Linked DNA regions of Homo sapiens: region 1 is linked to region 2. Evidence: chromatin contacts called from ENCODE POLR2A ChIA-PET data. All regions are on one chromosome and are shown on one strand. Each heading gives the region's core, a stretch centred on a gene start or an enhancer-like site at or near the end of the contact. The rest is flanking DNA. Distances are from core to core; before and after follow the strand shown. Region 1 overlaps SLC12A8 (solute carrier family 12 member 8). Region 2 overlaps ZNF148 (zinc finger protein 148).

Region 1 (4,095 bases), core at 48-2,547, 190 kb after region 2:
AAAGGAGCTTGTGACTCCATGTCAGTGGCATCAGGATTGGTTTTTTTGGAGTTTATTTCAAGCCCTTTGGTAGCTCAGGGGCTTGGAGGATGGTACCTGACCCCGAGGACACAGGAAGCTCCCATGGAATCAGCAGGCAGCAGAGGCAGGGAAAGCTGCTGAGCAGGAGGCTGCCAGACCTTTGTAATGCTGAGCCTCTCCAGGGCATTGTCCCAGCTCAGCAGGCAGCGCAGGACCTCTGTGTGCCTTGCAAGCCGCTTTCCTCCCCCCTGGTTGCTTTGCGCTGAGCGGTAGGATGCTTTTGGAGCTGGGAGGGCTTTCCTCCTGAGCCTCCTCCAACCCACAAAGGTGCCTTTCACGCCACAGGGATGCCTCCCTAGTTGCCAGGGGAGATTGAAAAGCAGCCTATGCGCAGAGCTGCAGCTGGAGGGCTTGCGGTGGGACAGCTTCCAGGAGAGGGTCCCGCAGGAGAGGAAGGGGCAGCCCTGGGGAAGGCGATGCGTGGAGGAGGCTGCTCACCCCATTCCCCATCTGGGTGTCTTTCAGGAGTCATGGCCGGCTTCAACATGGGGGGCGACCTCAGGGAGCCTGCCGCCAGCATTCCCCTGGGCTCCCTGGCAGCTGTTGGCATCTCGTAAGTTCCCCTCATGGCAATCAGTCTGAGCTAGAGAGTGGGAGAGAAAACCCCAGGCAGAAGAGGGATTGCCCCTTTTGTTCTGAGAGTGCCCCGACTGTGACCAATCTATTTCATATTCCGATCCTTCTTTTAACACTCGGTGGGCTGGAAAATTCACGTCTGGTGGGTTCAGACACTGCCCTTTCATGCGCCCTGCCTGGGAATGCTGCCGAGGAGGAGTGTCGGGACCCAGATCACAGATCGAATCCTTTCTTTCCTTTCCTCGGCCTCCCGCCCCCGTCCCTCCCCCACCCCCATTTTGAACTTGGGGATTTTTTTAACCACCGAGTTTCCAGGATCACTGGAGGGAGCATAAAGATGAAGAGTTTTGCAATCAGACGAATTGGGGCTGCATCTCAGCTCTGCCGCTGATTGGCTGCATGACTCTGGACAATTTACTGAGTTCTCTGAGCCTCCATTTCCTTTCTTGTGAAATGGGGATAATGACACTGTATGTGCTTCCTAGATTGCGGCGGGGAGAGAAGGCACACAGTGGAAGCTCAGCACCCAGCTCTTCTTCTTCCCCCAGTGAGCCTCCCCTCCAGCTCCCCCAGGCCGTCAGGCCTCTGGGGTTTTAGTTCACACTGTGCCACCCACACAAGCAGGCTGGGTAACCTTGGGTCTATTTCTGACCTTTTAGAATATTGTTTCTCTCTGTACCACAGGAAGAAGCTTCTCTGCCCTTCATTGGGTAGGTGTGAAGAGGCAAAGAGATCAGAGACCAGAAACAATGACTTGAGAAGTTAAAAGGGCCTGTGTTATTCTAACCACAGTATTTAGAAAATATTAATGTATCTGTTTCACAAACACTGAATTTGTTCTTAGCTTACTGCAGTGAAACCATTGCTATCAGCCTGGCGTACAGCATCAGGGTATTTTGTGCAATAACATTGGGAAGAAAATGAAGACAACAGAGATAGAGTTGAGTGTTGGGAAGGAAATAAAAGAAAGAGGCTTCTGAATGAGGACCCTGTCTTGTTTCTGGCCCCAGCTGGGAGGTTCCAGGAGGAACCCTTGGCCCATCCTCTGATTACCCAGATGGGAATGAGGAGACCACAGGAACCTGGGTCTTGTTCAAGGTTACAGGGCATCTTGGGGACAGAGCCAGGCCTCTGCTCTCTGCCTTTTGACTTTAGTTTCCCTCTTTATTATCTGATCCAAAGATAACAGACCAGCAGGACTTAGAGGCCCGAAGGATCATCAGCTTGTTCTTTTGCTGGAGGAGGCTGGGGTGTGAGGCTGCGGGGCAACCCTGGCCTGAATCCTGGCAACCTAGAGGCAACTGGGCCTCCCACTTCCCTACTCGGAATGCCCTTTGTATGTTTTTCTTTTTTAATATAAGAAAGAGAAAAAAAACTGCTCACTTCAGCAGTACATACACTAAAATTAAAACAATACAGAGATTAGCATGGCCCATGTGCAAGGATGACATGCAAATTCGTGAAGTGTTCCATATTTTTATATATATTTAAAAGTAAAAAAAGAAACAAAACAATGGTACCCCTTTTTTGGTAAGAAATATGCCAGAAGAGAAATAGTACAAAAAGTGTCCTCCCAAGCCAGCTGGGGAAGCTTCATGACTGGCCTTTCTCTCATTCTGATACAAGTTCCCTTTGGAAACAGAAGGTTGAGTGAGGGAATTGGATGGGGCTGGGTGAGGTGAGTCGGGGGCAGCTCTGTTCTGCTCTTGGGTTTTGCAGGTGGTTTCTGTACATCATCTTCGTCTTCCTCCTGGGCGCCATCTGCACTCGAGAGGCCCTTCGCTATGACTTCCTGATAGCGGAAAAGGTGAGTGAGGCCTGCGCTACTCCAAGGGCTCAGTCTGCCGGAGTCATTTATTTGTTCTCACCAACAAATGGCCACCTTCCCCTTGCAGTACTGTCTGGGAATCCATATAGTCTTTTTAAAATTTAATTAATTTATTTTTTGAGACAGGGTCTCACTCTGTTGCCTAGGCTGGAGTGCAGTGTTGCAATCTCAGCCCACTGTAGCCTCAACCTTCCAGGCTCAAGCAATTCTCCTGTCTCAGACCGCCAGGTAGCTGGGACTACAGGGGCATGCCCTCATGCTGGGCTAATTTTTTTTTTAATTTTTTGGTAGAGATGAGGTCTCACCATGTTGCCCAGGCTGGTCTTAAACTCCTGGCCTCAAGTGATCCTCCCACCTTGACCTCCCAAAGTGCTGAGATTACAGGCGTGAGCCACCACGCCCAGCCTTCATATAGTCTCTAGCCCAGGACTGAAGTGTTGGGTTGTGGTGGGGAAGAGACATGATGGAAAAGGTACAGGCCCTGCTTAGGGATTTCTAGAAACAGATAATGATGCCCAGAGGGATTCACAAATATGAGGGGCTAGATAATGGGGACATCTCTTCCTGTCAAAAATCAGGACAGAAACAGAAGAATCTGCTCACCCCAAATTCCCAGTTAAGCAAGTGCCTCACTTTTGCTAATAGCTTCACCTTCCACAATGAATCAAATGTGCTGCTCAGAAGTGGCAAGTGGAGAAGGAGGCTGGACAGGCAGACGTGGAGGGAGCGGGCGGAAGCCCAGTGCCAGGGTGAGGGCCGAGGCCCTCCTTGTCCCTCAGGTCCTTGACCCCTTTGGCTTTCCTGAGAGTCTCAGACATTCTGGGTTGATTTGGCTGCAACATCTTTGTTTCTAGAGTCTGCACCCTGCCAGGAGAAGATTAATGAATTCCTGGCATTGGCTGGAGGTCATCTGACATCAAGGACATTTATTTGGCATCCTAGAAGCCACATGAATAAGATTTCCAGATATTTTTCTGGAAATCCCCAAAAACTCCCACCCTCCTTTAAGTTCTTGGAGAAAAAGTAGACCCTGAGATTCCCATCATTTTTCAGAGAAATGTAGTTGGTTAGGGAGTTTTTCTGTGAACTCCTGAGTATCACTGCTTATATTTTATGTATTTTAAATTTTAATATTTTAATTTTAACTTTTTAAAGACAGGGTCTCACTCTGTCACCCAGGCTAGAGTACAGTGACGTGAACATGGCTCATTACAGCCTCAACTTCCAGGGCTCAGGTGATTCTCCCACCTCAGCCTCCCAAGTAGCCAGGACTACAGACATGCACCACCACACCCAGCTATTTTTTTTTTTTTTTCAATTTTTTGTAGAGACGGGGTTTCGCCATGTTGCTCAGGCTGGTCTCAAACTCCTGGCTTTGAGTGATCCTCCCACCTCAGCCTTCCAAAGTGCTGGGATTACAGGCATGAGCCCCTATATTTTAGGATAGACTACCATTTTCTCTTGGTGTGAGGCTTTGCAAAGCAGCCCTGCTGGTCTTAATGGAGGGCCAGTGCCTGGGGCAACCTGGGGCAGGAAACTCTGAATTTTCTTTTGAGAGATATGTTTGAGCTTGGTTTTCACATTAGCACAGGTTTCTTTTTAAGGCTTGT
Region 2 (4,245 bases), core at 946-3,445:
TAAATCATATTTGAAAGGCAAAATTAAGTTCTTGTATTATATTATTTTAGAAGCTTATTTCTTTCAGGATAACAATATTTCTCAGGATTATTTTGGTATTAAATTTTAAATGCTTAATTTTAAAAGATATTTTATCTAACTTCTAGGTTTCTCCTTAAAGAGTAAAACATTTGAATCTTCAACGTAACTAGAAAAATATCACACATTCAAGGGTTTTTCCTACAAATTCTGTAATTCTTGCCTTCTTAAATTTTTCTAATATGCTCCTATTCTCTGTTCTCTTTGTATCCTCCGCTTGCTTGATCTGTTTATCTTTTTAAAGTATATCAGCCCTTTACTCTTTCCTATCTACCTCAGACGTCATTTAAGATGTTTCATAAGCACCCATATGTTTTTCCTTCTTCTACCTTTATTTTTACCCAATAATCAGTGAAACCACAACCATCATGTAAATTCTTGTCTCTTCTTTCTATGATATCAAACCTGGGTTCCTTTCAGTTCATCTAACATGTACTTTTTCTTTTGCTTTAGGACTTTAATATATCCTGCTTGAGATATTACCCTCAGTCATACTTCATACCTGTTTTATAACCTCTAGATAGTGCTCCATCATCATCAGCCTGTCACTTCTCTTGACTCTAGGTTGAGTCCCTGTGATAGGGACTTGTGATTTACTTGTACGATGCTTCTCTGATGGATTGTAGACTCCATAAGGACAGGAGTTTTGTCTTACTTTTCACTGTAGTCCAGGTGTTGGCACATGGTGTGAATGAGCGGATAACTACTTGTAGTTGTGCTCTGATACATACATTCACCAGCTTTACCTAGCCCATTGCAGTAACTTTTTCCTCTTTAGCCTGATGATGTAATGGATTACATTAGTTGATTTTTGAATATGGAAGCAACTTTCATACCTGGAATAAATCCTGCTTGTTTGTGGTATATAGTTCTTTTTAGATGTGGTTGGATTTGATTTGATCATATTTTGAGGATTTTTACATTTGTGTTCATGAGAAATATTAGTCTATAGTTTTCTTGATGTCTTTGTCTGTTTTTGGTATTAGGGTAATGCTGGTCTCATAGAATAAATTAGCAAGTATTCCCTCTGCTTATATCTTCTGGAAGAGATTGTAGAGAACTGATGTAATTTCTTCCTTAAATGTTTGGTAGAATTCACCAGTGAACTGCTTTGGGTCTGGTGCTTTCTGTTTTGGAAAGTTATTGTTGATTTGATTTCTCCTATAAATATAGGTCTCTTCAGATTATCTGATTCTTCTTGTGTGAGTTTTGACAGATTGTGTCTTCCAAGGAATTGGTCTATTTTGATAAAGTTGTCAAATTTGTGGGAACAAAGTTCATAGTATTGTTTTATTATCCTTTTAATGTCCAGGGGTTTATAGTGATGTCCTCTCTTTGATTTCTGATATTAGTAATTTGTGTTTTCTCTTTTTTTCTTTTTTTCTTGTCTTAAGACAGTAATTTAAAAAAATTACTGTCTTAACAATTCCCTTTTTTTTGGTGTATCATTTACTAAGTTAAATTATATAGGGTTTTTTGGGGTCTGTAATTGATGTACATTTGATTTTAAAAAGACACTGTCTTATATCAGGACAAAGCAGATTTACATACAACTATCAGCAGAAAAAATTTCTGTGTGATCTGAACAGAGGTACTCTTTTCTTTGATCATAAGAAAATGCAGTACTTTTAGAAGGTAAAGCTATTAAGATTACAGAAGTTTTACCAAAATGCTTTAAGCAAAAACTCTTTTAAGAAAAAGGTATGAGTTCTCATTTTCTATTCTTAGCATAAATTTTAATACTTTCTAATAGAACCTAACTCTTCTGAATGCCTTTCAGCATCATCCAAAGCTTGAACTTCTATTTCTGGATTAAAAATTCATTCACAAATGAGCTGTGCAATACGATCACTTTTTCTGACTTTAAACTTTTTTTTGCCAAAATTAAACAGTACAGCACCAACATTTCCTCAGTAATCTTCATCTATCAATAAAGTGTTTTGCAGCTAATCCAAACCATGGAGCTACTCTTCTGTAACATCCAGAAGGAAGAGCTATCTGAATGTCCATTTTCCCTAGAGCTTTCTCCATAGGTGGTATTGTATCATCATAGGCACCGTTGAGGTCATAGCCTGTGGCCTGTGTGGATCCCTGAGTCAGGGTTGTGGCCTGCTCAGAGAATGGGGCAAAACGGAGCTGCATGCTGCCTTCCTCTGCAAACCAGCCTGTTTGCTGGGGGTAACGGTGGGTGTCTCTTCAGAGCAGGGCATGGCAGAGTGAAAATGCGAGCAGAGGAGAGAGCAACAATTTTTAAGTGTCCATTTTAGTAGTGCAAACTATATTGACATTGTTGTACAACAGATCTCTAGAACTTTTTCATCTTGCAAAACTGAAACTGAAACTCATGTTCGAACAACTCTGCATTTCCCCCTGCCCAGTGGTAGAGGCTTGCTTATTTTATTGATATTTTCAAAGAAACAGCTTTTGATTTTCTTGATTTTTTTCCCTCTATTTCCTATTTTCAGTTTCATTTATTTCTGCTCTAATTTTTATAATTTTTTTCTGCTTGTTTCGGATTTAATTTGCTCTTCTTTTTCTACTTTCCTAAAGTGGAAGCGTATTCATTTTAGATTTTTTGTTTCTAATATATGCATTCATACTATAAATTTTCCTCTAAGCACTGCATTAGCTACATTGCATAGATTTTGATAGTTGTATTTTTATTTTCATTTAGTTCAATATATTTTAAAATTTCTGTTAAGATTTCTTCTTTGGACTGGGTGTGGTGCCTCACGCCTATAATCTCAGCACTTTGGGAGGCTAAAGTGGCGGATTACTTGAGCTCAGGAGTTTGAGACTAGCTTGGGCAACATGACAAAACCCCATCTCTACTAAAAATACAAAAATTAGCCGGGCATGGTGGCATGCACCTGTAATCCCAGCTATGTGGGAGGCTGAGGCATAAGAATCACTTGAACTCCAGAGGCAGAGGTTGCAGTGAGCCAAGATTGTGCCACTGCACTCCAGCCTGGGTGACAGAGTGAAACTCTGTCTTTAAAAAAAAAAAAAAAAAAAAAAATTCTTTGAACCATTATTGTTTAGAAGTGTGTTGTTTAATATCCAAGTATTTTGAGATATTTTCTAGCTACCATTCTGTTATTAGTTGTAGTTTAATTCTGTTGTGGTCTTAGAGCAGACGCCATATGATTGCTATTCTCTTAAGTTTGTTAGATTGTATTTTATGGCCCAGAATGTTGTCCACCTTGGTGAAATGTTACGTGCGAGCTTGAAAAGAATGTGCATTCTGTTTTTGTTGGATGAGGTAGTCTATAGATTGCAATAGACTGGCATTTTTATTGGACTGACAGTAGCCTGCGCCTTCTCCAGTGTATCTTTCAGATAGTTTCTACAGTGATCTTTCCAAACGAGATGTATACATGTCATTCCCTTACTGAAACTTCCCCAGTGGTTCCTCATTACTAAACAGCTAAAATGTACTTTTTTGCATGGGCGGAAATAGCCGTCATAATCCCGTCCCTTATCCAACTTTTTTTTTTAACTGTAGTTCAGCCCCTTTCGCCACCATTTTATGCTTTAAGCATATCAAATTAATTTAGTTGCCTAGGTCCACTATGGGTTTTTTCTGTTACTTTTGTTCATGTCGTATATGCCTATAATATTATTTATTTGGCAATTTACTGTTACTCATGTTTCACCTTAAAAGATGTCTCTTTCTTGTGATTTTTCATTATGGTAACTATAATAACTTTGCATTTCTTTGCTTGCAAGACTGTCTTGTCATTATATTTTAAGGTATTTTTTTCTGTATCCTGCCTTTAAATTTTGTGTTCTCAATACCTGGGTTATAGTAGGCAATCAGATTTTTTTTGAGTGAAAATATACATTCTGTTTTTAATTGAGGAAAAGTTTAAAGTGAAATGTTCAGATTCTGAGTTTGTAGTTCAGAGTTTTGACAACTGCATAAACTTGTATAATCCATAATCCATCAAGATACCAAATGTTTTAGTAATCCTGGGAAGTTTTTTTGTAATTCTTCCCAGTCAATTCCTCCACAACAGTTGTTCTGATATTTTTTCTTCATAGATTGTCATTGTCCTTGATGAGAACCTCATGTAAATGGAGTTACATGTAACTCTTGTGTCTGGCTGCTTTTGCACAACATGTTTTGGGATTCATCCATGTTGGTTGAATGTATCAACAGTTCAT

The links. ChIA-PET counts read pairs that join two places held with the same protein, here RNA polymerase II (POLR2A).
Region 1: POLR2A ChIA-PET joins it to region 2 with 11 read pairs in activated T-cell. The contact joins two enhancer-like sites. POLR2A ChIA-PET finds 5 or more read pairs at or near these places in 3 of 52 experiments (PC-9, T-cell and activated T-cell).

Annotation. Positions count from the first base shown.
Region 1 is chr3:125,117,138-125,121,232 of GRCh38, reverse strand. It overlaps SLC12A8 (solute carrier family 12 member 8), which reads left to right. Exons shown (of 14, transcript NM_024628.6): 7 at 547-634; 8 at 2,377-2,464. It also overlaps the pseudogene RNU6-230P. Among named protein-coding and RNA genes, the nearest start is that of MIR5092, 32 kb to the left of the region's middle. RefSeq lists enhancers at 1-223, 224-730, 733-782. Within about 2 kb of position 1,297, at least 9 of the 41 ENCODE cell types and tissues checked have a DNase peak (open chromatin) inside an H3K27ac peak, as active enhancers do.
Region 2 is chr3:125,308,926-125,313,170 of GRCh38, reverse strand. All of the region lies in intron 4 of ZNF148 (zinc finger protein 148), which reads left to right. It also overlaps the pseudogene DUTP1. Among named protein-coding and RNA genes, the nearest start is that of ZNF148, 64 kb to the left of the region's middle. Within about 2 kb of position 2,195, at least 7 of the 41 ENCODE cell types and tissues checked have a DNase peak (open chromatin) inside an H3K27ac peak, as active enhancers do.